Regions from separate parts of the Homo sapiens genome. Here region 2 is linked to region 1. A link is an interaction called in ENCODE POLR2A ChIA-PET data of the cell type or tissue named here. Cell type or tissue: GM12878. All regions are shown on one strand.

Evidence for each region. ChIA-PET counts read pairs that join two places held together with the same protein. Peaks named below come from ENCODE experiments on the same cell type or tissue, not always from the same donor. Only the 100,000 strongest peaks of a DNase experiment are listed, where the experiment ranks them.
Region 2: POLR2A ChIA-PET joins it to region 1 with 8 read pairs; 4 of 35 experiments call an interaction of 5 or more read pairs at or near these places.

What each region holds. Positions count from the first base shown.
Region 1 is chr19:1,178,572-1,182,571 of GRCh38, reverse strand. No RefSeq gene overlaps it. Among named protein-coding and RNA genes, the nearest start is that of SBNO2, 6.3 kb to the right of the region's middle. RefSeq lists enhancers at 2,087-2,602, 3,989-4,000. In GM12878, no CTCF peak of the experiment used is centred here; no DNase peak of the experiment used is centred here; H3K4me3 peaks cover 324 bases; H3K27ac peaks cover 775 bases.
Region 2 is chr19:945,985-949,984 of GRCh38, reverse strand. All of the region lies in intron 3 of ARID3A (AT-rich interaction domain 3A), which reads right to left. Among named protein-coding and RNA genes, the nearest start is that of ARID3A, 22 kb to the right of the region's middle. RefSeq lists a silencer at 539-918 and enhancers at 2,103-2,502, 2,583-2,642, 2,187-2,686. In GM12878, no CTCF peak of the experiment used is centred here; a DNase peak (open chromatin) is centred at 2,064; H3K4me3 peaks cover 1,788 bases; H3K27ac peaks cover 3,285 bases.

The DNA.
Region 1 (4,000 bases):
TATAGGCGCCCGCCACCACCCCCAGCTAATTTTTTTGTATATTCAGTAGAGACGGGGTTTCACCGTGTTGGCAGGTTGGTCTCAAACTCCTGACCTCAGGCAGTCCACCTGCCTTGGCCTCCCAAAGTGCTGGGATGACAGGCGTGAGCCACTGCACCCGGCCAAGTTTGGCTCCTTTCTTCATCCTCGGGGCAGTTGAGCCTCCTCCGGCCTCAGTCTGACTACCAGATGAGCCTTCTGATCTGAAATTCGGTCCCTGTGCCTCACCCCATCCAGTACACCGCTAGCCCCACCATGACTGTACCACTCCGTTGCTCCAGAACCCTCAATGGTTCCCTAGTGCCCCCAGAATACAGGCCACGTCTAGCTTCCAGGCCCTCCAGGGTCCCCTCTCTCTCTCCCAGTCCATCTATCCTCACACCCCAGGCCCCGCACACTCTCCCCTGAGTCTTTGTCCCCGCTGAGACTTTGCATGTGCAGTGCCTTCTCCCTGTTTATCCTCCCTGCACAGGGCGACCGGCAGATTGCTGATCTTCCTTCACCCAGCCTGCCCTGGGTGCCCCAACCTCAGGACACAGCCCTGACCCAGACTAGGCTGCTGCAGCCTGTACCCAGCCTGAGGTGCTATGTCAGGGGTGTCACTGGGCCCCTTCAACCCAGCTGTCCTAGCGTCAGTGCGGAGGTGAGAAAGCCTGTCCCATGTGGAATCTCAAACCCGTCAGACAGGTTTGTTGTTCCCTAAAGTTGTCTTGGCACAGAGGCTGCCCCGACCTGGCCTGGTAGGATCTCACTCTGGGCCTGGCCCTGGTCAAGCAGGTGGCTGCAGGGCCCGGGAACACGCCGGCCAGCACCGACCTGAGGACACCCTGGAGCAGGTGGCCCTGACCACAGGGAGGGTATGGTGCTGACACGTGAGGGCGGCCACGGGAGGGGGATGGTGGCAAAAGAAGGGACTGAGACAGAGATAGACAGAGATAGAGAAACAGAGACAGAGACAAAGAGAGAGCTAGAGAAACAGACAGAGGGATCCAGAGACAGAGACAGGGAGACAAAGACAGAGACAGAGAGACACGGAGACAGAGACAGACACAGAGAGAGACAAACAGAGAGACAGAGGGACACAGAGACAGAGACAGAGAGACAGAGACAAAGAGAGAGACAGAGAAACAGAGAGACAGGCCGGGAGCGGTGGCTCACGCCTGTAATCCCAGCACTTTGGGAGGCTGAGGCGGGCGGATCACGAGGTCAGGAGATCGAGACCATCCTGGCTAACACGGTGAAACCCCGTCCCTACTAAAAAATGCAAAAAAAAAAATTAGCCGGGCGTGGTGGCGGGCACCTGTACTCCCAGCTACTTGGGAGGCTGAGGCAGGAGAATGGCGTGAACCCGGGAGGCGGAGCTTGCAGTGAGCCGAGATCGCGCCATTGCACCCCAGCCTGGGGGACAGAGCGAGACTCTCTCAAAAAAAAAAAAAAAAAAAAAAAAAAGAAACAGACAGGGACACAGAGCCAGAGCCAGAGAAACAGAGACAGAGGGACACAGAGACACAGACAAAGAGACACAGAAAGAGACAGAAATAAACTGAGACACAGAGAGACAAAGAGAGCCAGAAACAGAGAGACGAAGACAGAGAGACAGAGAGACATGGAGACAGAGAGACAGACAGACAAGGAGACAGAGAAAGAGACAGAGAGAGACAGAGAGACAGATAGAGACAGAGACAGAGACAGACAGAGGGGTGACAGATGTAGCCTCCTGGGTCGGGCAGGCCCAGCTGCTGTGGAATCAGCTTTCCCTTCTGCACACCAGGAAGGGCCTGATTGGGAAAGAAAAGAGGAGAGAGGCAGGAGGGGAAGGGGCGGGTCCCAGGCCCGTCCGCTGGGGAAGTGGGTGGAGGAAGGAGAAGTGGTGAGGAGCCCGGCGCCCAGGAGGGCTGGCAGGGAGGAGGTGCCCCCTCTGCCTGGGAACACAGGGACTTTCCAGAATGTGGAGAAACAGGAAGTGGCTCCATCCCATCCCTGCCCCCGCATCGGGCCGCGCCGGGCCAGACCCACCTGCCTGCCTCACCTGCCCAGGTCTGAGGCTCTGTGCGGGAGCCGCCCGTCACCACCACGCACCTCCCCCTCCCTGGGCACCTCCCTCGGCCCCCTGGACGGCAGAGTGGGCACAGTCCCAGGGTCCTTCTTGCCGCCCAGGAGAGACACTGAGGCCGGGAGGGGAATCCAGGCTGGCATCTCCCAGATGGGGAAACTGAGGCACAGCCCAAGAAGGTCCTTACAAACAACCTTCATGTTTGTCTGAAGTTTTCTGCAATTTGAAATAATTAAGACAGGCTGGACAGAGTGGCTCATGCCTGTAATCCTAGCATTTTGGGAGGCCGAGGCAGGTGGATTGCTTGAGGCCAGGAGTTTGAGACCAGGCTGGGCGACACAGTAAGACCCCATCTCTACAAAAAAAAGAAAGAAAGAGAGAGAGAAAGAAAGAGAGAGAGAGAGAAAGAAAGAAAGAAGGAAATAGAGAGAGAGAGAGAAAGAAAGAGAGAAAGAAAGAAAGAAAGAAAGAAAGAAAGAAAGAAAGAAAGAAAGAAAGAAAGAAAGAAAGAAATGGGCCAGGTGTGATGGCTCATGCCTGTAATCCCAGCACTTTGGGAGGCCAAGGTGGGAGGACTGCTTGAGCTCAGGAGTTCAAGACTAATCTGGGTAAAATGGTGAAACCCCGTCTCTATAAAAAGTAAAAAAATTGGCCAGGCATGGTGGTGCATACCTGTAGTCCCAGCTACTTAGGAGGCTGACTGGGGAGGATTGCTTGAGCGCAGCAGGCAGAGGCTGCAGTGGGCTGTGACTATACCACTGCACTCCAGCCTGGGCGACAGGGTGATTCCCAGTCTCAAACAACAACAAAGCCTGGGCGCAGTGGCTCACGCCTGTAATCCTGGCACTTTGGGAGGCTGAGGCAGGTGGATCACGAGGTCAGGAGTTCAAGACCAGCCTGGCCAGGATGGTGGAACCCCGTCTCTACTAAAAATACAAAAAATTAGCCGGGTGTGGCGGCGGGTGCCTGTAGTCCCAGCTACTCGGGAGGCTGAGGCAGAGAATTACTTGAACCCGGGAGGTGGAGGTTGCAGTGAGCCAAGATCGCGCCACTGCACTCCAGCCTTCTTGTCAACGGAGCGAGACTCCGTCTCAAAAACAACAAGAACAACAACAGCAGCAGCAACAAAAAGTACTCGTCACGTACCTACAGTTGAATTTTAACTGGGTGTCTTGTGTTTGATCTGGCAACCCCACTTCCACAATTCTCTCGAAGGGGCTGGGAAGACATTTAGGAGGACCTGTATGGGATGGGGAAGAGGGAGGGTTTAGGGAGGAGAGTGTTGACGTCAAACACAGCCCCACCAGAAAACCTCCACAAATGTACAACTCTGTCCCCCAGGAGAGCTCTCCACCCTTCACATGGCACCGAGGACCTGGGCCTGGGCCAGAGCTGGAAGCCTGAGAGCTCTCTGCGGGGTGGGACTACTGGGGGACGGGGCTATCCACACCTCTGACCAGTTGAGCGTCTCCCCTGGGGGGCGGCTTCCAAAGTCTGAGCCAGGAGAGCTGGTGCCGGCCAGGGCCCTCACCCCATCTCTGCCCATCTGTGGCGTCAAAAATGCCTCCTCTCTTGAACTCCAACTGCAGCATTCATCCTTATTATTTTCTCATTGAACATCCACTTCAGTGACGCCATGGACTGGGCCGAGGAAAATCAAGAATTTCCCTAGGGTGGCTCAAGCCTGGAATCCCAGCAATATGGGAGGCCAAGGCAGGCGGATCACGAGGTCAAGAGCTCGAGACCATCCTGGTCAACATGGTGAAACCCTGCCTCTACTGAAAATACAAAAATTAGCCGGGCATGGTGGCACGTGCCTGTAATCCCAGCTACTTGGGAGGCTGAGGCAAGATAATCACTTGGACCCAAGAGGCAGGGGTTGCACTAAGTTGAGCTCATGCCCCTGCA
Region 2 (4,000 bases), 230 kb after region 1:
CAAGGCAAAATCTAGCCCAGATGCGGTGACTCACACCTGTCATCCCAGCACTTTGGGAGGCCGAGGTGGGCAGATCACCTGAGGTCAGGAGTCCCAGCCTGGCCAACATGGAGAAACCCCGTCTCTACTAAAAATACAAAAATTAGCCGGGCGTGGTGGTGAACCCCTGTAATTCCAGCTACTCAGGAGGCTGAGGTGGGAGAATCACTTGAACCTGAGAGGCAGAGATTGCGTGAGCTCAGATCGCACCACTGCACTCCAGCCTGGGCGACAGAGCGAGACTCCATCTCAAAAAAAAAAAAAAAAAAGACAGAATCAGGGTCTGTGGGGCACAGTGGCGGGAATCCAGCAGGCATCCACTGGAGGGAGGGGAAAGGCCAGGGGCGGCGGCTCCTGCCTATAATCCCAGCACTTTGGGAGGCCGAGGCAGGAGGATGGCTTGAGGCCAGGAGTTGGAGGAAGAAGGAAAAGAAAGAGGCCGTAAGAAGCTTTCCTTCCTCCAATGCTGGTGTCCCCTTTCCGGCCCCTCTCTGAAGCCCCACTCCTGGCAGCTCCCATCCACTGACAGCACCCCCAGCCCCCCACCCCCTCCCGGAGGCCTGATGATCCTGCTATCTGGCACGGCGGAGGCCCGGGGCAGAGGCTGAGATGACTCAGCACCTGCGGCTGCTGCTCCCCAGGTGGGCAGGGTCCCTGGGGGCCTTGGCACCTCCCCCTCCACACAGGCACCCACGCCGCCGCTGGGAGGGGTGGGCAGGGCGGGACCCAGCACTGCCTCCCCACACCCCTGGGGCCCTGCTCTGCATTTGGGGAACTGAGGCAGGGAGGGGTCCACACCTCTCTGGTAACCAGGTTTGCAGAGTACCAGCAACCTGCAAAGCCCTTCACTTGTCCACAGTCCGGAGAGGCGGGAAGGAGGCGGCCAGAGTGCACCCCCGCAGCCACATCACTGCTGTAGACTCCAGGATGGCCACGCGCGGTGGCTCATGCCTGTAATCCCATAATCCCAGTACTTTGGGAGGCCGAGGCGGGCGGATCACCTGAGGTCAGGAGTTTGAGACCAGCCCGGCCAACATGGCAAAACCCTGTCTCTACTAAAATACAAAAATTAGCCGGGCGTGGTGGCGCACGCCTGTAGTCCCAGCTACTCGGGAGGCTGAGGCAGGAGAATCACTTGAATCCGGGAGGCGGAGGTTGCAGTGAGCTGAGATCGTGCCACTGCACTCCAGCCTGGGCGACAGAGTGAAACTTTGTCTCAAAAAAAAAAAAAAAAAAAAAAAAAGACTCCAGGCCTCATCCCTCGTCCCCTCCCCACAGAGTCCAGAGGCCAGGAATGAACAGCTGGACAGATGAGGCAGGAATGAAGAAGGAATGAAGACGGAGCAGAGCCTGGGGCTGCAGGCGGGAGGAGGGCACGGGGGGCAGGAGGACCTGGAGGACCTGGAGTCTCGCGCCCCAGTCTGCCCATTCTCCGGGCCTCAGTTTACCCATGGTGGGGGTGGGGCCGAAGCCATCAAGAAGCGGAAGCTGGCGCTGTGGCCCCGCAGGACCGCGGCCCCGGGAGGCCGGGGGATTTTGAATCTCGCTGTTTTTCCCGTCCCGGAAACTCCCAGGACTGACAGAGGCAGCAGAGCTGAGCGTGGACCACAGGGCCAGCCACACGGGGCTGTCAGTCCACAGCGTTTCTGCCAGGACAGGGCACTCTGCAGCCATTATTGAGCACCTCCTGTGTGTCCTGGACTATCTTGTATGCTGGGGAGATGCAGTGTCCAAAAAGGGCCCGGACTTCCCGGTTCAGGGAGCAGGAGGAAGAGGTCAGCTGGGGCGGGTGGGCTGTGAAGGGAAACACCAGGGGACAGGCGGCCCCGACCGACCTGGACTGATGGGTCGGGGGAGGGCAGGGTCACCCACACCCAGCAGGCGCTTACTTAGCTAGCGTCTGCTGTGTGACCTCAGGCCCTTCCCCGCCCTCTCTGGGCTCTGCCTGGCCATGGGTTGCTCCTCGTGCACCTGACCAGCCGGGGGGCTCCCCCGCCTGCCTAAGCCACGAGGTCCTTTCAATTCCCGTCAGCACAGCCAGGCCTCGGCGGATGCAGATGCTGAGAGCCCCGCCGGGCGTGGGGAAATTGGGGAAGTGATTCTGGGCAGGGCCGAACATCTGCCGGCTCCACTCCCCCGGCCCTGATGGGCCCCGAGTCCCCTCTCTGGAAATACACAGCGCCGCACCCACGGGGCGGATATTAATAACACTCTCCAGAAATGACAATGAAGCGCGGCCCGGGAAGCTGGCGTGGTGAAGGTGCTTCTCTGTGGATTTCCAGATCACGAGATTCCGGGGGAGCTTGCTGACGCCAGACCCTCCTCATTCTCCCGTGACGGGCCCTTCGTGCGATCGCCACCCTGGCACCTCGGTCTTCTCATCTGTGAAACGGTCCCGGGGCATCTGGGTGGGGGCTGAGACATGGATGGGGGAGTCCCTTGCTCAGGGAGGAGACGCTGACCGGCCGCCAGCCCGTTTCACAGTTGGGGAAACTGAGGCCCACGAGTCCAGGACGGCAGCGACAGGCCTGGTGCTGAGATGTGGCCGGGGTGGGATCAGCTGACAGGCACTTCCAGAAAGTTGGTGCAGAGGAGGCAGGAGGCAGCCCCATGGCGGCGAGATATGACGTGGAAATCTGGGGCCCGCAGTCCCTAATAGAGTCTCCGCCGAGGGCACTGGCCTTAAGCAGCCCCTCTATCTGCCAGGAAACCCGTTTCACAGATGCAGACACAGACACAGATCTGGGCTGACGGCAGGGGGTGCCCCAGGCCACACACAGACACACCCCACCCCACGGTGCCCAGCAATGGGGGGCACCCAGCAAACATTTCAATGCAGAATCTCAGTGTGGGCTGGGCACAGTGGCTCCCACCTTTGATCCCAGCACTGTGGGAGGCCGAGGTGGGCAGACTGCTCGAGCCCAGGAGTTTGAGACCCGCCTGGGCAATATGACAAAACCCTGTTTTTACAAAAAAAAAAAAAAAAATTAGCCAGGCATAGTGGCGCACCTGTAATCCCAGCTACTCAGGGGGCTGAGGCAGGAGGATCACGTGAGCCCAGGAGCTCGAGGCTGCAGTGAGCCGAGATGACATCACTGCACTCCAGCCTGGGCAACAGAGGGAGACCCTGTCACACACACACACACACAAACAAACAAACAGAATTTTAGTTTTGAAGCCTTTGGGATTAAAGAAAGAAAACATTAGCCGGGGACGGTGGCTCACGCCTGTAATCCCAGCACTTTGGGAGGCCGAGGCAGGCGGATCACTTGAGGTCAGGAGCTTGAGACCAGCCTGGCCAACATGGTGAAACCCCATCTCTACTAAAAATACAAAAATTAGCCGGGCATGGTGGCGGGCGCCTGTAGTCCCAGCTACTCGGGAGGCTGAGGCAGGAAAATGGCGTGAACCCGGGAGGCGGAGCTTGCAGTGAGCCAAGACCGCGACACCGCACTCTAGCCTGGGAGACAGTGAGACTCCGTCTCAAAAAAAAAAAAAAAAAAAAAGATTCAAAAAATTAGCCGGGCGTGGTGGTGCACGCTTGTAATCCCAGCTACTCGGGAGGCTAAGGCAGGAGAATCGCTTGAACCCGGGAGGCGGAGCTTGCAGTGAGCCAAGATCGCACCACTGCACTCCAGCCTGGGTGACAAAGCAAGACTCTGTCTCATAAATAAATACATAAATAAATAAATAAAAAGGAAAAAGTAAAAGTAAAAAAAACAAAAAAATAAAAATGAAATACCCAGTGTTCTCCTCCCCCAGGCAGTGACGAACCTGCCACTCCACGCGGCCGGGGCGTTCTGTACAGGGTCCCCGCCCCCCAGACCGGCCAGCCCACCCACAATACGCCCTCATGCTCCCACCTGGACGCCGGGCCCCTGCCTCCGCGAGCCTCATTTTTCCCTGCTGAGAAATGGGCTCGGAGTAACCGCAGGGTCCAAGCACTTTGCCCAGAGCTGGG